Linked DNA regions of Homo sapiens: region 1 is linked to region 2. A link is a loop called in an ENCODE intact Hi-C map of the cell type or tissue named here. Cell type or tissue: mammary epithelial cell. All regions are shown on one strand. Each heading gives the region's core, and the rest is flanking DNA. Links, peaks and the distances in the headings are about the cores only.

Region 1 (10,793 bases), core at 1,518-9,517, 570 kb before region 2:
AAGCTACCAAGGTGGATTAATCTGTTTTTGGAAGGCAGCGGCAGTTGATCAACTTCCTCATATTTCAAGCCTATTATTCCAGCAGGGAGAGCTAGTGTGTTTTCTCTCTCTCTCGCTCGCTCTCTCGTCTCTTCCACACCCCATCCTCCCTCCCTCTAATGGCCTTTTATTGCTCTAACACATTTTTAAAAATGAACTCCTCTGTACCTTTGGGGTGAATGTGATGAGGGGATACACTCCTCATCAGAGGTAATTAAAGTTTATAGAAACAGCCCAAGTCTGTAGCAGATCCCTTCACTAATGAGGAAACCAGGAGTCTGACTTTCAAACAAACACTCCTGTTAATCTTTTCAAAGCCAGGCAGACATGTGGGCAGGGAAAACGTTGTAAACGGACAGTGGTTCTGAGGCTGCCCTTCCTTGGCCACACTCTAGTCATTCTCGAGCCAGGCCACACCTCATTCCACAGGGTTCATCCCTGCCCGCTCTTTGGGGCCATCTGTGAGCAAGCCCTGTGTCACTTGTTTTTGCTGACATGGAGAGCTGTGACATGTTTGAGAGTTAACAGGAAGCTTTACTCCATTTTTCCATTTAGATTTATAGAGTCTACGGAGAAGCTGGGACAGGAGGAAAAGCATTAGGCAAATACAGTCAGTTTGTTGTCATCTGATGCAATACTCTGGACACAAATAAATGACTCTGCCCATTATTCCTCTTGCTTCATTTGCCCTGAGACAAAAAGGTGAATCCACTGGAAAATGAACGAAAGGTCACCCTGTTTTACAGCAATGTCTGGACATGCTCTGCCAGTAGGTTCCAACTACTACATGGTAATGTGGTGATGGTACCAAGTTACTGGAATCCAGAGTGAGTCCGTGATTTGTCATGGACATAAGTACTGGAATGATGTTATGGTCTCAGCTGTTGGGGGAAAATAGTTCTTTCACTTGTGAGGAGAACATCCAAAAGAAAGAGCTGCAATGCTGCCTGTGATCCTTCTTCTATGTACACATGAGCAACGTCATACTACAAAAGACCATCCATTTGGTCAAACTATCTTTTTTACACACATTTTGATAATACAATATCTTAGGCCTTCTAGATATGCTCAGATTCAAATGCTATATTCAAATGTTGGTTTTCATCTTTGTGTCTTGTCTCAGATCCCTTATTCAAACCCATCAGTCTGCGCAGTTCACCCATCCAGCTGTAGCTCTTCTGTCCTTTTGGCTGGCCTGGTGTCCCCTGATTCAGCAGAAGTGTGGGGGGAGTTGGGATCCCCTGATATTCACAGAGAGTTTTTAAGAGTAGGAAATCTGGGGCTTAGGAGGTCCAGGTATTTTGGTTGGAAGTGTTTTCCCATTGATGGGGCTAAATATTTGCCATGACAGCTCAAGTCTTCGCTCTCCAGCTTGACATGGATGAAAGCAGCCTCGCTACAGGGCCCCTCCTACTGCCCCCAGAGGATTAAACAACCTGAGCAGGTAATGGCTGCCTTAAAAGGAGCTTTTGCATGACTCAGATTAATGCATGCTGTCTGTCGCCCAGGTTGGCAGCTAAACATTAATTTTTTTTGAAAAAGAAAAAAAAAAGTAAACCTCTAGATGACAACTCTTTTCAGACAAGGTGTGGAGTCTGTCTGCAAAGGATAGAGAGAGAGAGACAGACAGAGTCCAAGTCCCCAGCGCAGAAGGAAGCCCAGGTGGGGCTGGGGCCGGGAAGAGGGGCAGAGCACAAAGCTGTCGGGCTGGATTAAAAGGCAAAGCAGCCACAGAGCAGTGTCAGGTTCTCAAAGCTGTCGGCCAGGCAGCCACTTTCCTTTTATGTATTCCACCCCCCTCCTGCCTCCAGGTTTATGACAACACTTTTCAGGCCTGTGCTCCAGGCTTGATTTCTCAGAGGGAGTTCTGCCAAATTGAAGAGCAGTCTCCCATACTGTTCTATGCCACTGTGAAAGCTCATCTGGAATTCTGTCCTCCCTCCAAAAAGAAAAGAATCATTCTTGGGTTCTGAAATGAGGCATGGTTTTTATCTACTTCACACTCCCATGCCATAAAATGTTCTCTCTTACTCCTTGGGTGATTGAAGTCCAGGATATTCACAAATGTAACTGTGATATGGGACTTTGGAGTGCACATGTTACTCATTCCTTTTATTTAAAAAGTCACCCTACCATCTGAACACCAGTCAGCTGGAGGAGTTGGCCCCTAGGGTTCTTGGACTATAAGGTGCTGATCTTGGGTGATGACCAAGTCAAAAGACTTATGTAATAAATTCCAAAGGATAGACCCATAGCAGGAACATTTGAAGGAGAACAGGCATTATTTCAGGTGAAGACCGTAGCCGGTGTGCAGAGGGGTGCCCTGAGAACAATCAGTAAAAGCTGACAAGTGCCTTTGTTCTTGAGGGATAAGCTTCTAGAAACCACAAGCTAAACAAGATGCCAAGATACCTGTGCTACTCTCAATGCCTTGGAGCAGAATGTACCATGAAAATATTGGCATTAATGGCCAAAAGTAATGTGAAAACCAAGCACTTAAGTTGGTTTTCCTATTTTACTGTACCACCCAAGAACACTGGAAGGCAGTGGTTCTCACCTGGGGACAGTTTTGCCCCTTGGGAAATTTGGCAATGTCTGGAAACATTTTTTATTGTCCTAACTGGGGTGAGGGGGATGCTATTGGCATCTAGAGGCCAAGGATGCTGCTAAATATTCTCCGATGCTCAGGACAGACCCCCCCCAACAAAGAATTATTTGGCCCCAAATGTCAATAGTACTGCCGTTGTGAAGCTCTTAGAAGGCATTCTGTGAAGCTCTGAACAGCAGCTAAGGCATCTGGTGAAACCTGAAGTAATCACAACTGTCTGGAAAACACAACATTACACAACATTTAAAATGGCAGACATGACTCCACTGCCCCTGTGCCTGCCCCCTAATCTGCTATAATTTGATCCCAAGAGCTGAAAAGCAAGACCCGCCCCGTTCCCCCAACACACATGCGAGTGTGTTTGCAGGCATCATAACACTGAAGTTCTCTGAAGTATTTTCACAGTTTGGTGCAGCTCCAATTTCAAAGCCCCAAACACTAAGTTTCTTCTTTTGCCTTCAACAAAGGAATTTTTCTCTGTAACTCTGATTTCCCTGCCCACGAGCAAAGGTGAGTGCCAAGCCCAAAGGGCTCATAGGTTAAATGACTAATACTTAATGAGCTCATATTAACAACAATTATGCTAACCATGACACCTGAGTTTTTCACGCTGTTCCTCTGGCCTCTGTATGAACAGCGCTTAGTTGGAATGTCTAATTTGGGGTATACAGTCGGTTCTCTATATCCGTGGGTTCTGCACCTGTTTAACCAACTGTAGATCAAAAATATTATTAAAAAAAAGGATGGTTGTGTCTGTATTAGACATATACAGACTTTTCTTCTTGTCATTCCCTAAACAATGCAGTATAACAAGTATTTACATAGCATTTACATTTTATTAGGTATTACGAGTAATCTAGGGATGATTTAAATACATGGGAGGATATATATGTTATATATAAATATACCATTTTATATGAGGGACTTGAGCATCCATGGGTTTTGGTATCCATGGGGGGTCCTGGAACCAGTCCTCCATGGATACCAAGGGGCGGCTGTATTTATTTCCCATTCCACATGTACTCCCGTGTGCTGTCCATGTGATCTGTGAAAATTTACCACCACCGCATGGACCAGTCCCATTAGTCCAGAATTCATTTGGAATAATGAGTCCTAAAAGTTGAAAACTTTGGCTTTTTATATTGTTCTTAACCCTTCAGTCACCATCCTTTCTTGCCAAATGTGAACAACTTTAGATGTCTAAGGAACCTACTTCTCCAAGCCACTTCTGCCTTCACATCCACAATCTCTGCCTCTTATGTATCCAAGAAAATCAGTGCATGGGCATGGGACTCAGAGTAGAGATAGGTCACCTTTAAACCATGTTTTACTCAATAATGTTCTGCCAACTCCTTCATGCACCTCTAGTCTCCTGGACCTTCCACCCCAGCTCAGCTGCAAAGAATGTGTTTTCAAGTGGCTTACTTGAGAGTCGACTGGAAAGTTCTGCAGAGAGGGTTGTCATGCCGCTGGCACGTCCAGGTGAAATGGGCGTTGCTGGGTGCACAGAAGGAGAGGCAATGGATCCCAGGTATTGGTAGGACTGATCGTAGGACCACGGTGGGGATGGTTGGATCTGCCTTGTATCTGAAGAGAATCAGAAAGGTCAATTATATGTAAAGTGGGGTGGGATTTAAAAAATGTCTTTTAATAAGAAATGAGTGGCCCTTGTTCAAATATGTCACATACATGTATGTGGCCTATGTACCAGGGTTTAATAAGCCTACTCAAGTCCAAGTATCTGCCTCTGTTGGATTATTTTCCCCCAAAAGAGACTGATTCTTGGAGATTTTCACCTGATAACTATTCCTTCCAAAGGTTTTATTTAATCATGCTAACAATGATGAGAGGAATGGATTACACTTTCAAGGTAGAAGTATTAATGTCCAGACTGTTGAACTGCAGCACTTGAGAACTTCAAGTATCATATGACTGCTGACATGATTTCAGCTTTGCCAATAATTACAATTATCATCATCAGAAACATTTTATAAACTCAGGGGATCACCTGTCTGTGTTCGGTAAGAACGTAGAGTTTTGGGCTTTTTTTTTATACCTTTACCTTTGGCAAAAAGTATTCCATGGGCTGGTAAATGTTTTATAGTAAGGCGAATTCTCTCCCAAGGATGACAGGAAAGAAGGTCTGGCTGGGAAACCGGCAATGAGGTCTAATGACTAGTTCACAAACCCAGCAGTAGAACTGGCCCTATCAACCCAAGCCTTCTGTTCCTTTTCAGGACTTCGAGTTTGCAACTTTTAAAAGTCAGAGTTTTTAGCAGGTATTTTATAGATTGCCATTATAAGAGGCCTGGGATAGAGAAGAGACAAAAGTCTGACTTCAAAAGATTTAGACAAAGTGGATTTTGTCAATTTGACTCCAGCGTTCAAAGGAGTCTTAATTTTCAAAAGCATCATACTGTTTGCAGATGAAAAGGGGAGGAAAACCAACGCTATTCTTAGGCAAATGTGTAAGGAAACTTAAATTGGACACTGTCCCACTAGAAGACAGTTTTACATTTCTTTGGAGTTAAACATTAATTTTCTCTTTATGTCCCAACTTTGTGGACAAAGATAACAGTGAACTACCGTAACTCCCAAGGGTCTTCATAGCCAGAGCTTCATGATCCTGCAGGTAGCAGTGTAGGAAGAGCAGACTTCTTTAGGAAAATACTGGGTATAAGTTTTGTATAGGTCAGGACATAAAGAAATGAGCTATTTCTGCTCATTATAAAATATTCAGATCTGCTTCCTCCAGGGGCTTTTCATTTCCAGCAGTTCAAGTTTGCCTTTCTGTTTATCTCTTTGAAGCTGCCACAGTGGATAACAGAATCAGACATTTGGAGACCCAAGTCTTCCTCCCCAGTATTCTCCTGACAGCCTCCCTCCCTCCCTCATACTGATTCATTTCTTTCTTTTTTGTGTGTGAGTGAAAATAACTGATTTTTTAAGTTTAAAAAACCTGGTAGTTCCCAGGCAAATAGTTTAACTTGGAATCTTTGAAATCTAATATTAAAGAAAGGTCTTCATTTTATTCCAAATTTTAGAGGATTTAAAGAGCTGGCAAGGAACAAAAGGAGCTGGTCCATTTTAAACTCAGCAGAAAATAAATGTTCAACCTTGGCTGAAGCTCCTGTGTAATCTTACAGCTAACAGTGTTTCCAATGACTAAAGGCAAACAGAAATAGCAGACGGTTCAATATCCCCATGCTACTGCAAGTATTTTGCTCCAAGTGAAAAAAAAATCATATACTTAGATATTTTGTATAAGACATGCGTATATACTAGATACACACATTTACTAAGTGAATATATAGTACTCCAATACTTTAATCATTTTAAAAGCAAACAAAAGAGGTTTCAGAACTGTCATAAAGCCCCCCGGGGTGTGAACTGCAGTACAGTAATTCACGCCTTGTTGTGTAGACAGCCTCACACCTCTAACCCCATGTCTAAAGCCACACTAAGCATAAAGTACTATGCCATGATTCATGCTCCGTCATGTTTTACTGTAGTGAAAAAGTCGTGCTAGGCTTTTCTAAACTCATAATTAAACCATGCAAACGTTGCATAATATTTCACAGCCTTTAAAAAATATGCTTTGGTAAAATGATCTTTATGATTAAAGTCCAAGTTCTATGAGTTTTTTTGTTTTTTAAAGACAGGCTTGCAGATTCCACATTTTCTGACTTCACACCATAACTTAGCTTTTCAGGTGCTGGAGGGGAAGATGGCAGTCAACACCCTGAAGCCCACCCAACCCCCACATCAGTTTTCTTTCATGAGACCACAGTGACCTGTGCTTGGGTTCATTGCCAGTGGTGGGCCAGAAGGTGGGGATGGTGAGCCTCTAATGTTGGGGTTTTAGTTGTTTCCTCTTCTACCTGTGTTACTAATAGAAAACAAAAACAAAAAAGGCCTGATAATATGGTGCATTCTGGGTTTAATATTCATTACTGTCTTTGGTCTGACAGGGCCAACATGAACTCATGGGCCACCCGAGCACTGGACTAATAGGCAGGAGAGGTGAACTCTTGGTCTTTCTGTCTGGTGAGCAACTGGGTGACATTGGATTACTCACTGACACTTTCTTATTCTCACCTCCGAAGGAGGTGATCCCTAAATCCTTTCCAATGGTGACAGAGCAGGATTCTAATTCCAATAGGTCCTACACAGTATTTCTTTGCTTTACTTGTACATTAAGCAGAGTCAGGGAAGAATCAGATGTGGGGTGAAGAGTGGTGCCTGTAATAATAAATTTGTGTATTCTAGGAAGAGGAAGTAGAGGAGAGTACGATGGGAGTTATCCAGAAAAGGCCCCAGGCTGAGGAAGAGAACCACTGTAAATCATTCTCCAGAGCACAGGGCTACTTGTTCTTGAAAGAGTTGCCTCTGATAAGTCAATCCATCTAAAAGAACAAAAGCTTATTGAACATTTACAGTGTGCCAGGAATGTGCTAATTTACCTGGCAGGAGAGTGATGAATAAGACCAACATGGTCCCTGCCCCACAGGCACTTACAGTCAGTGAAGATCCCAGGATCTTGTGATGCTTGGAAAGGCATCTTCCTGTGGCATTAATCATCATACTGGGTGTTGCTTCATTCATTTATTCATTCATGTGTTCATGAAATTACTTTTTCATTCACTCATATTTCCAACAAACATTTTTGCTTCACTTGGGCCACTGTTTTGGGGACTCACTAGTGAATGGAAGGTTCCTGCCTTCTGGAAGTTACAGCTACTAGGGTGCCCAAGGGCTGTATCTGGGCTAACTGCTAGATTAGCTGCCTAATTTGGACTTGCAAACAGCTGTTCCCAAGGTAGAAACAAGAACCCTAGTGGTATCTATTACATGCTTATGTTCTGCCTCTGAGAGGAGGAGACTAGGGAAAGCACCGAACTCAAATCACAGACAAATTTCAGTTTGCATCCTGCCTTCACCATAAACCAACTGGATGACCTTAGGCAGGTCACTTATTTTCTCTGATTCATAGTTAGAATTCTGACTTCAAAGGGTAATAGGAGTAAGTGAGATAAACTATATGGAAAGCAAGTATCACAATTTCTGGCCATAGTAAATGCTCAATAAGTCTGAATAACCTTTATGATTGTATTACTAAAAAGGAAAAGAAATCCATGCCAAGGGACTTATCTGATGTTCATTGGTGAGACCACACACATTTGCTCCAGGATAAGGCTCAAGTAATAGTGTTTTGTTCACAGCTACAGTCTTGACAGACACACTCTTCAGGCTGGAGAGGAGCTGGGCTCAGGAGATTAAATGGTAAAGGGGCAAATTTCCAAAGATTGGAAATTTGGGATTAGGATGGAGAAGGCAGGAACTCAGTATCTCAACCAACTCATGTTTCTATTAAAAAATACTGGATTCAGGGCCGGGCGCAGTGGCTCATACCTGTAATCCCAGCACTTTGGGAGGCCGAGGCGGGTGGATCATGAGGTTAGGAGATCGAGACCATCCTCGCTAACACGGTGAAACCCTGTCTCTACTAAAAATACAAAAAATTAGCCGGGCATGGTGGCGGGCGCCTGTAGTCCCAGCTACTCGGGAGGCTGAGGCAGGAGAATGGCATGAACCCAGGAGGTGGAGCTTGCAGTGAGCCAAGATCGTGCCACTGCACTCCAGCCTAGGTGACAGAGCCAGACTCCGTCTCAGAAAAAAAAAAATAATAATAAATAAAAAACACTGGATTCAAAAATTTAAATTTGAGCCTTTATGCATACTGGTTTTCCAGGCTAAATGATGTCTGATGCAGCCACTTTACTGAGGCCATTTTGTGATGGGTTATTTTCAGCTTTTTAATCATCAATAATGGGTAAAACAGGCCTTCTACTCCTTGATCCCCATTCCCTTCCATTTGAAATGGGAAGTTAGGGATAAGGTAGAGTTGAGGTTAGTGGTGAGCTCAGAGGTGTACACGGCATATATCACACAAGAAGAAAGGAGAATGCTTTTATCTTTTGATGCAGCAATATTAAAATGTCTCTAGAGTCAACAATGACCCTTTTAAATAATTCATGTCAGAATGTCCTGTTGCTTCTAGTTTCAGTTCCAAAATTTAAAGAGCTTGAGAGTCATCACTCTTGTTTTTATAAGAAAAAATGCTGAACAAACTGAAAATCCATGACTTTTCTTAAGTCCAATGGAAAGCTGAAGTTGCAGGGCAAACTGCAACCCCAAATTTTGAGAAGCAGGCAAATATAGAGAATCATAGTGAGGTCTGCTTGCTGGGAGCAGAATTTCTGAATTCATAAACTGATGAGAACACTTAATGGTGATTTTGACAGATTGCTAGAGGCTCAGTACAGACTAGTGTGCGAATAAGACACTCCTAGGGGCTACAGTTTCAGGAGGAAGTGCACTGTTGTGGGTTTTTCATTCAGGAACTCCACCAGATTCTCACAGGATCCAATATATTATTATAACAGTGGGTTATGGCTGAAAGAGCTTCAACATACTGACTAAGGAGGAGTTCATAGAGAAGCTCACAGATGACATGGGAGACAAAAACAAGGACGCTAGAGGAATTTGAAGTCTCTGGTACCTTCTGAAAACATTAAATACAGCCCAACTCTTGGGTACATGAGAATAATAACTCACGCTAAAGGCCTACTAAGTTCCTATTGCCTGATAAATCATGTTAAACTTTCAATAAAAAATTACAAGAAAGGCAAGAAAAAAACACAGTCTGAAGAGATAAAGCAAGCATCAGAACCAGACCCAGATGTGACACAGATTTTGGAATTACAAGACAGGGAATTTAACAATGATTAACATGTTAATGGCTCTAGTGGAAAAAGAAGACAAGGTGCAAGAAGAGATGGATGATGTAGGCAGGGAGATGGAAACTTTTTTTTTTTTTTTTTTGAGACAGTGTCTCGCTCTGTCGCCCACACTGGAGTGCAGTGGCGCAATCTTGGCTTACTGCAACCTCCGCCTCCTGGGTTCAAGTGATTCTCCTCCTCAGCCTCCCGAGTAGCTGGGATTACAGGCACCTGCCACCACGCCCAGCTATTTTTTCTTTTTTTTTGTAATTTTTGGTAGAGACAGGGTTTCACCATGTTGGCTAGGTTGGTCTCGAACTCCTGACCCCAGGTGATCCACCCACTTCGGCCTTCCAAAGTGCTGGGATTACAGGCATGAGCCACCGTGCCCAGCCTGAAACTCTTAACACTCAAAAGCAAATTCTAAAAACCAAAAGCACCCTAACAGAAATGAGGAATGGCTTACTTAGTAGACAGAACATGACAAAGCAAAGAACCAATGAACTTGAAGATACAGAAACTTACCAAACAAAAAGATAAAGAGGAAAAAGAAAGAACATCCAAGAACTGTGAGAAAGTTTCAAAAGATGTAATGTGTAATTGGAATACCAGATGGAGAAGAAAAAGAAAACAGTGGAAGAAATACTTGAAGTATTAATGGCTATGAATTTTCCAAAATTAATGACAGATACCAAACCACAGATCCAGAAAGCTCAGAGAACACCAAGCATAATAAATACCAAATCTACACCCAGGCATATCATATTTAAACTGCAAAAAACCAAAGAGAAGAGAAAATCTTGAAAGAAGCTAGAGAGGGGGAAAAGCCAACACCTTATCCATAGAGGAAAAAGGATAAGAATTACATTATCTTTCTCTTCAGAAACCATGCAAACACAAAGAAAGGAGAATACATGAAGTGTTGCAACAAAAAAGCTACCAAACTATTATTCTGCATTCAGCAAAATTATCCTTCAAATTCAAAGAAATAAGGATATTTTCTGACAAACAAAACTGGAATAATTCATTGCCAGCTGACCTGCCCTATGAGAAATGTCAAAAAGAACTGCATAAAAAAGGAAGAGCATTAGAAAAGTACTATATTAAGGTAAAATTAAGTTTTATTTTTCTTAACTGATCTGAAAGATAACTGTTTACAATAATAGTAACAAAGTATTGAGTGATTATAGCATGTGGATAAATGAAATAAAAGGCAGTAATGATATAAACAGGAAGGAAGAAGTGGTAGTTATTTGATGCTAGATGTAGATTAGTTATACATGTACTTTTCAAACTTTAGGGCAGTAACTAAAAACATTTTTAAAAAGAATGATTAATATGCTAACAGAGGAGATAAAATGGAA
Region 2 (10,793 bases), core at 1,838-9,837:
CTTGCCCATCCACCTCCCTCCATGGGATGACAGCACCAAAGCTGGGGAGGCATCTTTTTGAGAAGTAAAGGGGTGGTGACCTGGTCACATTGCTACTTTGAAAAAGTCAAATTAGGTATAGGATGGAAAGTGGATGGAACAGGCCAAGGTCTATCCAAGGAAGCAGAAGGGGTCTGCCCTAATGTCAGATGCTCCTGGATCTAGAATAACTTTTGCTTCATGCACTTACTAATTTAGTCAGTGTTCAACATGTTAAATGATATTTTGAAAGTAGAAATTAGATTTTATGGCATCAAAATAACTTGTTAGTGTCTCTGATATTACTGCTGTGGTTGCCAACAATATTTCCTTTAGACTTCAGGAATATTATTCTGTGTTCTTAGCAATGTCAAGATAATGTAATTGAAATATGTCATAAGTTATTCTATTAATTATCAAAATAATCAAAAGGAAAGACAGCATTTATTGATACCATTTATTGTCTTATCCAGTTGTATGCCAGATTTCAGAAAACAGCAGAATGAAGTTAACCTGAAGAATTAGTTGTTTGAAAAACCTGCAAAACTTAGCATGAACTTAAATTTTCTCACCTCTGTAAGTTACATTATTTCTTGTGATGACACGTACTTAATACACAAATGAAGCGAGCCCATGATAGCTTTTACACAGATATTACAAATAAATGTGTTTATAAAGATTTTATGGAACAGTATGGAGAAGTAAAGGAGTTGCTATAACTCAAAGGTATTTTCTATAAGTGTCCAGAAAGCAATGTCAATAATTTCCTAGGGCTGGTGGTTAAATCAATGTGAGTGAATGTTATTATTCCCTCGTAGAAATATGTTATGCTTTCTACAAAGAACATGTATGCAAAGCTATTCCTAATTATTTATTTATTTATTTTTTAACAGTGGTTTATTTTGTGGCTTAACCCAGTCACTTACAACAAACTAAATGAGCTAAGGATGAGTTTTTGTTATATATATGCATGTATGTTTACTTATAGGTTAAGCCTTTGTTGTGGGTGGAGGGTGGGGATATGTGGGAGGAAACTAAAGTAAAGGAACATGATGAATCCCACTTAGAATCAGAAGAAAGGGATGTAAACTTTTAGAGAGGGCTATGGTTGAACAGAATAATACAATGCAGTATTCTCGTTTTGCACGCGCTTTGCCATGGTATGAGTCTAGTTTGACATCTGACATTTTGACAAAATGAAAAACAAAAACAAAAATATTAGCCAACAACAAAAACACATACATACACTACTGGGATTATCCCGTTAGGGGATAAAGCTTTCAGTTGTGCAATAGGGATTGAGTGCTTAAGAATAACAGACACACAAGAGCGTGGGCACGTTTCCCACCTTCCATCCACACTGTGAGAACAGACACAGAAACACACCTGGAGGCCCCTGGGCTGCAGGGGGAACCCATGAAAGGAGGATACTGTCTTCCTTAGAGATCTCCAAATTGTGTGCTCAAATTCTTCAATCCATTCCCTCATACATTCATTCATCATTTATTTAACAAATATCTATCAATCATCTCCAGCATGCCAGGCCCTGTTTCAATGATTCTGACACATGCCACGGGGTGAATGAATGAAGCAGATGGCACTGCGCCCATTTTACAGGTATGGAAAGGGACAATAAAGGACCAAGGGGTGACAAAGTGGAAACTGAGGCCAGGGTCCCAGGTATCTTGCTCAATATTTGTTTGCTTTGGTTTAGTTTAGAACAGTGATATTTTAACCACGGGTGATTTTGGCTTCCGAAGGGCCAGGGTTTCTGCTACAGTGCACAGAACAGCCCCAACAACAAAGAATGATCAGGAGCAAAATGTTGATAGTGCTGCTATTTAGAAACCCTGGTTCAGGGAAACCACTTGGAAACTTCAGTGGATGATCCAGAATTTATTTTTGCCTATCTGGGTAATAGGAAAAGTTAAAAAAAAAAAATGAATTTCTTCTAAGCTGTTGACACAGCCATGTGATTCTTTCATAAATGAGTTTCAATCTAAGTTCTAATTTTTGAAAAGAGGTGTTTACTTGGCAAACTTCACTTGCATTTAAAAAAAAATTCTACAGTGTGACTATCCATTGCCACCACAAGCAGCAGCACTTTTACCTGTCAGAGATGGCGTCTCAGTGTGTAGTTACAGAATGCACAGAACAGAGGACGTCTCACTGCTGTATCAGGACACTCAATCCATGTGTGGTTTCCCAGGTGAAACTGTAGCCCTCCTGCTGTAAAAGTCACCCGCTTAATGAGGTGTATTTACCCTGTATTAGTAAGAATCTGTAGTTCAAAAATGCTGTATTTGGGGCAAAAATCAACATCTCTGAATTCAAGTACCCTCGCCCCCTCTCTCAGCAAGAAGTTTGTGTGAAGAGACAGCTGGAAATTCTAGCCCTTAAGATGTTAAACAAAAATAGGGATAAATTTACTGTGTTTACACGGCATCTTTAGTTTCCAAATGTGTTTATTCTAATATCCCTGGGAGATAAACTGGGGCAAGACTCGACATCACTACTTACTGAACCGGGTGCAGGGCAGGGTGCTTAGATGTAAAGACAAAGTGGCTTACCTCTACGGCTTCCTGGCCAGGACAACACTGGCTTTGTTATTTACCTCCCTATCAAAGTCATAGTCACGCCCTTAGATCATGACTGTAAGCGTTTCAGAAGGCTGAATGGTTCTAAATCCTATAGTTATATAATTTTGAAAATCAGTTATAGCTATGTTTTTGCTCTTCAAATCTCCTTCATTTAAGTAAAGGCCCCACTGGGAAATTTTTAGATTGCCTGTTAAGAAAAACCTTGTCCAAGAACAATTGTTCTATCAAAATTCATGATATCAAAGAAAAGTGTAAACTAGAATATCTTAATTTCTTTCAAGGCATCCAATCTAGTTTTCTCTGAACAACAAAATGGAAAACCTCAGTCTTCAAAAACCTCATGGACTTTTCTCAGCTTTTCCACCAACACACTGGACTCCATTCTCTCTGCTGTCTAATTGCATCTGATAAACATATTTATGTAGGCAAAGAATGAGCCCATTTGAGTTTCTATCTTTGTTTTCCCACAGGGAGACGCACAAAGATGTTCGGTCCTTTCCTTCTGAAGGCTGGACAGTTCTGTGTGACGCACACACATATTTCTAAGCGTTTTGCAGCACTGTGACATTGCTTAATGCAACTCACAGGGGTGTGAAGGGCTGAAAAGACCTTTGAGGTGAGTACATGTGATGAAACAACACAGAGAAAAAGTGTAGCAGGGACTAATTTATTTACGGTAAAACAGTTCCTATTTCTTTACCTTCAGTCACTCTAATCATGTTGAAGTGAGGTTCAAAGAGAAAGAAATGGAGCCTGGACCACACCATGAGAGCCTGGAAGGAAAGGTGTAGCCCTGAGCTCATCCTCTGCAGAGGGGAACAGGCTTCTCAGGCCAAGGTAGATGACAAGGAGAGCTGGCCTCCACCAGAAACTGCCAAAAGCTGTAAGAAGCTCCTATCTGGCTCTAGGCCCTTCATAACCAGACGTTGATTTAGACCCTAGGAAGAAGACAATGTGATAGGATTCATATAATTTATATAATTAATAATTATGTAATAATTATTATTTATCTTATATATTTATATAAGCATATATTATAATTAACTATATAATTTATATGATTAATTGTATTAAATATTCATATAAAAATGGGCTTTTAATATATTGAATACATATCAATATACCATTTTGATATCATATATAAATTATAAATTGCATTGTATAATTATATATTATACTTAATTATATAATTTATATAATTATATTAACTATTAATATAAAAATTGTGCTTTTAATATATGGATTACATATCAATATAGCATACTGATATAAAAATTAATCCCTCAATTTAATTCCATTCATTTATCACCCACAATCATTTATTGAGCACCTGAAAGCCTGAGTTGAGTACCTCCATGCACTTATGGAGCACTCAGTCCCTTCCTGGCACCATTCTGTATACTGAGGACATGGAGATGAAAATGCACAGCCCCCCACCCCCTGTGCTCTCACAGTGGCTCGCAGCCCGTTGCACAAACTGAAGCATAAATAAGTCATTACAAGGTGAGGGGAGCCACAACAGAGGTGTAGGCAGAACAAGACACAGCATAAACAAGGGCCTACAAACTCCACCAAGAAGTGATGGATGACATTCTCAAGCATGACAATGAGTGCGATATTTGGCGAGGGTGGGTACTCTGGGTGAGCAGAGATAACTTGGAAAAAAGTATCTGAGTCAACGGCACAACAATTTACAAAGGGGTCCTCCAGGAAGTATGCTATGCAAAGTATGGAACAAATGAAGAAAGATGTTGCCTCCAGGGGACTTTCTAGCTCCTATTTTTAAAAGGATGTGTGTTTTTAACTCCTTGAGATTAGCAGCATATGAAATGCACACCAATTACCCATACTTTTGATTGATTGCCTTTAATCCTCCACTCCTCTTATATGTGGTTACAAATCCTGCAAAATTTTGATGAAATCTCCTAAAATGATAAAGCAGTGATGCCAACAGATACATAGCCTAATGATATGCAGAAGCAGAAGATAACATAGAATTAGTGAACACAGAAATGGAAAAGTCTCAATCTCACTATTAATTAAAAGTATGCATTTAAAAAAACAGTAACTTTCTGTTTATTGTATTATCACATATTTTGCACAGTGATCATGTCTAATCCTGGGAAGCATCGAGTGAATCTATATATTTACATGTGGCAATTGTACTATATGTCTTTAGACCATTGACCTCAAAAGAAAGGAAAAAAGAAAACCTCTATGCACAAAGATGTTCACGTCAGTATTATTTATGAAATTAATAACAAAAATAGAGAAGCAAATGAAACTTCCAAAATTAATAAGAGTGTTAAATCACTGTACATTTTTAGATGAGTCATGGTATTATTCTTAATATTAACATTTATAATTATTAAAGCTCCTGTCACATGGAAACACTTTCAACATAATGATTATCAAAAAGTGTTAGAAAATGACATGTATACTATGGTTTCAACTGTATAAGATATTTATTTACATAGACGAGAATCAGAAGGAAATATCAAAATAACAGTTAATATTACATAAACACTTTTTTGTTATCTTGAATACTCAGACTTTCTGCTAATACTTTTTAAGCAGTCCTAATAAGACTAGAATTTGGATCATTTAATAAACCCCATAGTAAGGAAACAATATGCGTAGCACTTCTACAAAAGTCTTAGACACACACGCACACCTTCATGTTAAGGTGAAAAATGTACAAGCATATGAAATTAAGAAAAAATTGCCTCATATGGATGGGAGTGAAGATTCATTCCAAATTTTGCCTTGAGTAGATTTGCAAGTTGTCATTACAGTGCCTTCTCTTATTTATCAGTCTGAGCACAATGGCAGAACTCGGTCATCTAAATTATCCATTTACCTTGTATATGGAATTAAGAGCTCTGTGTTAGGGAGCTCCAAATGTCAAGAGGCAGAGTCATGCCGGGGATTGATTCTGTAGATTAGAACATCTCCACCAAGGCATTTGGCCTGTGAGATGTCTAAGTAGATTAATTGAAGTAGAAATGCATTATTTATTATTTAACACTTAGTGAAAGCAGTCAGCAAGCTAGGTTTAATAATGATTTCTTTTAGACACTCACCGATGCATAAGAATTAGGTAAACATGACCCAATCATTACTTGAGAGGTTTATCAGGTTTCAAATCAGAACTTCTTTTTTTTTAAAGAGGCAATTAGCATTGTGATATTCCTCTTGCCTATTAGAAAAGATAAGTTTTATGATATCTATGGGATCTCTAAGAATTAGGCCTATTTAGACAAGGAATGAGAGAGGACTTTTACACTGTTGACAGAGGTCCATTCAGTCAGGGCTATGTTTCTGATCCCTGTAGATAAGTCTAGAAGACAGGAACACACTAACTGGCCTCAACATTCCTAATGGTGACTACTAATTATTTCAGAATTGGAGGAAGACTTGCCTTCCTGTTACAGCTGCCTGGATTGCTGGAGTCTGATTCATACCTAGCCATGTAAGGGAAAGCTCATCTTCTGCCTGGACAGTGTCTTGGCACTCCTGGATGCCTGGCCCCTTGGTGTGTGCTCCCCATAATGCATAAGTTGCGTCATATTTCTGGAGTCACTTCACCCAGCACAGACTGATCTGAATCTTCTTCTTTTTCAGTGAAGTCAGCCTTTGACCAGAGAATCCCTAAGCCATGGATTCTTTCTGGCTTTGGAAGATGGGACAGAAGATGTAGATGGTTAACCATCCCCCAAGGATGGAGGATCTCACTACCCTTCACACCCAGGGATGACCTCATCATTAGCTCTAATATGAAGTCTAATGCTTCCAGTTGCATAAGTTGGGGCAAAGTACTTACTCTCTCTAGGGTTCACATTTTTCATGGTAAATGATGTCTATGATAGAGGGGTTACTGCTGGGACTAAAGACAGAAAACAGGCCAACGGCATTCTCCAGTGGCTTACAGACAAGCAGTGCCTGATGTATTTTGGGTCCTCCATATCACTTTTTAAAAAAATTATGGTAAGAACACTTAACATGAGATCTGCCCACTTAAGAAATGTCTAAGTGTACAACACAGTATTGTTATCTATAGGTACAACGTTGTACCGCAGATCTATAGAACTTGCTCGTCTTGCCTAACTGCAACTTTATGCCCTTTGAATAGCAACACATCAATTTCCTCCCACTCTCAACCCCCGGCAACCACCTTTCTACTCTCGCTCCTGTGAGTTTGACTATTTTAGATGCCTCATGCTACATTTGTCTTTCTGTAACTGGCTTATTTCACTAAACACAGTGTCATCCAGGTTCATCCATTCTGCTGCATATTTCATGGTTTCCTTTTTTGTTCAGGCTGAATAATATTCTATTGTATGAATATACCATATTTTCTTTATCCATTTTTTTTTTTTTTTTTGTGAGATAGAGCCTCACTCTGTCAACCCAGGCTGGAGAGTAGTGGTATGATCTCGGCTCACTGAAACCTCTGCCTACTGGGTTCAAGCAATTCTCCTGCCTCAGCCTCCTAAGTAGCTGAAACTACAAGTGCACACCACCACATCCAGCTAATCTTTGTATTTTTAGTAGAGATGAGGTTTCACCATGTTGGCCAGGCTAGTCTCAAACTCCTGACCTCAGGTGATCCACCCATCTCGACCTCCCAAAGTTCTGGAATTACAGGCATGAGCCACCACGCCCGGCTTCCTTCCACTCTTTCAGCAATGGACATTTAGGTTATCTCTATACCTTGGCTATTGTGAGTAGTGATGCAATGAACACGGGAGAGCAAATATCTCTCTGAGGTCTTGATTTTGATGATTTTGGATAAATACCCAGAAGTGGGATTGCTTCCACTGGTAGTTCTATTTTTAATTTTTTTCGTTGTCCTCCACAGATTTCTCTAACACATGCTTCTAACTTCAAATTTCTTTACTCATAGCACGGATTCCAGTACCGATCCACTCTCAATGCTGCCCATTTCTGTATTTTTCTGACAATTTCCAAGTATTTTATGAATAAGTATCTCTTTTCTTGGCTAATGGATAGAACTGAAATTGCTTTATAACTACCAGTGGTGACTGTGATGGGAAGGATGACAGCTGATGCTAAAAAATTAACACTGAACTTCAGAGTGGTAGCAAAAAAATGAGGGTTATTTCAGAAACCACAATTTATAAACAACAGACTTCCTAACAGGCTAGAACAATAAGAAAGTAAAATTGTGGATCCCCATCCTTTCAGTGTTGGTTTGTTTTTGTTTTATTATAATTATATAATAAATATTACACTTTCATTTTATATACAGAAATGTGAATATTTAAATTTTATTATAATAGAATCTTTAATAAAATCAACAAATATAGTACACTGGAACAAATACACCTATCTCAGAAAACACATTGAGGGCAGAAAGAATATTCACTTATAAGTGCAATCAGTGCCTTCAATTATAGTTGAGTTCCAAAGATATAAAATGTAAAATGTAACTATATCATATATGATGGTTTGCTTCCTGTGAAATCCACTCATTAATACCTTAAAGGCCTTCCCGTGATCCTGTTTAATAATATATTCTTAAAAGGGTGTTATTCTCTGCAACACACATTTTTAATTCTGGATATTTAAAAAAACAAACTCAACATTTTTCTTGGCATTTTTTGCAAATGAATTGGAGTTCATTCAGACATTCAATTCAGTAAAAACAAAAAACACATACATTTCTGCAGAGCCACAGTTGAAGAGCATGGGCTTAGGAGAGCAGACCCCCGGGTCTGGTCCCAGTTCTCCTGCCCCTCCCCAGCTTACTGTGTCACCTTGGCTGTCCCAAGATGTGAGTTCCTCCTTGGAGATGCAGTTCACAGCCAGAGTGATCGCTAAGCTTCCTCCCTGCATTAAAATTCTATTATTCTAAGTCTTTCTCACTTCTCTGGAATTTCCTGTGATATGGATGCTTGCAATTATTACACCTCTGACAATTGATGCCAATAAAAAAGCATCTACAACATCGGACAATGAATTTCTTATGTTTTTATTCCATACAAAATCATGTAGTTAGGTTCAGAAATAAAATATTCATCACACATTTTGTGGTAGGCTGGTCTTGCTCCACGGGATGAAAACATATGTCGCAAGAGGGAACAGGTTTGCCTAAGGACCCATATGAACGAATTCAAAAAGAACCTAAACTCCCAACCATGCCTATCTCTCATACATGAGCTTTCTCTCATTACCAACCAACGTAAATATCAAAAGTTGATCAATGTAGAAGACTTTTATTACACATTGTTCCCACAAACTACTGTGACCCACATGCTTAGGACCCCAAAAGCGGTGTTCTCACTTGCATCCACTGGGTACACACTGGGGAAGTCTCTGGGACCAGGTGGCAAATAAGACTTTTGGAAGTCTTTTCCCTGCAAGAAAGTGATGGCAGGATAGTGCAATGACTGGAGGCAGACAAAACAACCACAAAAGGCCAGAGAGGACTTGTAGCTTTACAGGCTGATCATTTTTATTATGTGTTATTATATTTAAGAAAGCTCTAAATATTTTTCCAAAAGACTGAATGTGCTTAAAAGGAGATACTTTTGTTATCCAATTGCTGGTTCTCTGCTCAAAGGACAAACAAATGAAAACATCAGAAATTCTCCAGTAGTGAGAAACAATGCATAAGCAGTCAAACCTCCAGGAAAACTTCTGAAAGCTGAAGTAGGTGTATGAAAAATCAGCTTCATTAAAGCAATCTATGAGAGCTGCTTGTCTAGTAATAGCTACTGTATTTTGTGGCACGGACTTGATTCTTAGGGACTCCTGGAAGTTACACTCAAAGGTGCATTTCATACCAGTCACTCCTCCATATCCAATATCTTGTTTTACAGTTTTACAGTCTTGCGGCCGGGTGGCGGCAGGGGACAAATGAGAAGGAGAGCAAGAGGGAGCACATCAATGAGAAACAATGATGATGAGATAATTAGAGTGAGCAATAAAGAATTCATCACAGGGACAGAGGACCAGACCAATGATCAGCAGCCGTATCTATTGCCTTGTCCTTGTTGTTCTCTTTTAGTAAGACCTGAGCATAGAATAGAGTGATGCAGTAGACCAGGATCTTACATGTCCATTCCTCTTCCTTAGGAGAGTCCTCAGATGATCCTCACACAGTGTGACTTATCCTTCAGGACAAGGTTAGCTGTTTGGCTGGGGCTTCAGTCCCTGGTCATTTGTCATGAGATTCCGGGTCTTCACAAAGAGGCATAGAGAACCTGCTGAGTGTTTTCCCTTAGGCCTCAGTCTACAGATGAAAGGCTTCCTCAATTAAAAGCCAATTCTTCACCATTTGGGCACCCAAAGTAGACCTAAGCTATGCCTAACTCCACCCATTCACTGTGTGATTCCATTCCTGGATACAAAGTACCTGGTATCAGGATCAGTTCTTACAGTGGGCCTGATGGTATGAAAGGCTGGATTATGTCATTGTAGAAGGAATTGAGAGGGTAGAAGTTACTGATTGGGAAAGAGAGAGTCTTCAAAACTTAATAAGCCATGTTTTCAGTAACAAAAAGAGGAAAAAGGATTGGGCTGGATGTTTGTTTTTTCAAAGCTTAACACAGACTATTTTTTAAACATTTACTAAGCATCTACAATATAATGTGGAAATGGAGATAACGAAATTATAAGTATTCTTTTTTAAAAATATATTTTTTATTTTATTTAAATATTTTTAAAGACAGGATCTCGCTTTGTCACCCAGGCTGGAGTGCAGTGGTATAATCATAGCTCACTATAACCTCAAACTTCTGGGCTCAAGAGATCCTCCTGCCTTGGCCTCCCAAGTAGCTGGGACTGCAGTGCTCACTACCATGCCCTGTTAATTTTTTTTTATTTTTTGTAGAAATAAGATCTCACTATGTTTCCCAGGCTGGTATTGAACTCCTGGCCTCAAGCTCTCCTCCCAGCGCAGTCTCCCAAAGCACTGGAATACAGGTGTAAACCACCACACCTAGCCTATAAGCATTCTTAAATAACTTGAAAGACAGGAGCTAACTAAAAAGCAGACAGAAACGGGGAAATATTCAGCTGAATGCTGGATTATTTTGAATATGCAAAATTTAGCATGGTCTAGCATGGTCAACTCCCAGCAATCATTACGGAACCGGGAAATTGTTTTCCATTTACTTAAGAGATACCTCCATTGATTAAACACATATT

What was found. Peaks named below come from ENCODE experiments on the same cell type or tissue, not always from the same donor. Only the 100,000 strongest peaks of a DNase experiment are listed, where the experiment ranks them.
Region 1: it touches region 2 in a loop (2.7-fold over the local background); 2 of 110 quality-filtered maps call a loop at or near these places.

Annotation. Positions count from the first base shown.
Region 1 is chr21:34,795,229-34,806,021 of GRCh38, forward strand. RUNX1 (RUNX family transcription factor 1) reads right to left here. Exons shown (of 9, transcript NM_001754.5): 8 at 4,073-4,234. Among named protein-coding and RNA genes, the nearest start is that of RUNX1-AS1, 36 kb to the right of the region's middle. In mammary epithelial cell, for the core only: a CTCF peak has its summit at 6,468 (motif pointing right); DNase peaks (open chromatin) are centred at 3,013, 6,143, 7,183 and 7,503; H3K27ac peaks cover 6,449 bases.
Region 2 is chr21:35,369,238-35,380,030 of GRCh38, forward strand. It overlaps LOC100506403 (a long non-coding RNA gene), which reads right to left. Exons shown (of 3, transcript NR_073512.1): 3 at 3,270-3,556. Among named protein-coding and RNA genes, the nearest start is that of RUNX1, 330 kb to the left of the region's middle. RefSeq lists an enhancer at 1,928-2,429 and a silencer at 8,294-8,588. In mammary epithelial cell, for the core only: no CTCF peak of the experiment used is centred there; a DNase peak (open chromatin) is centred at 6,084; H3K27ac peaks cover 2,437 bases.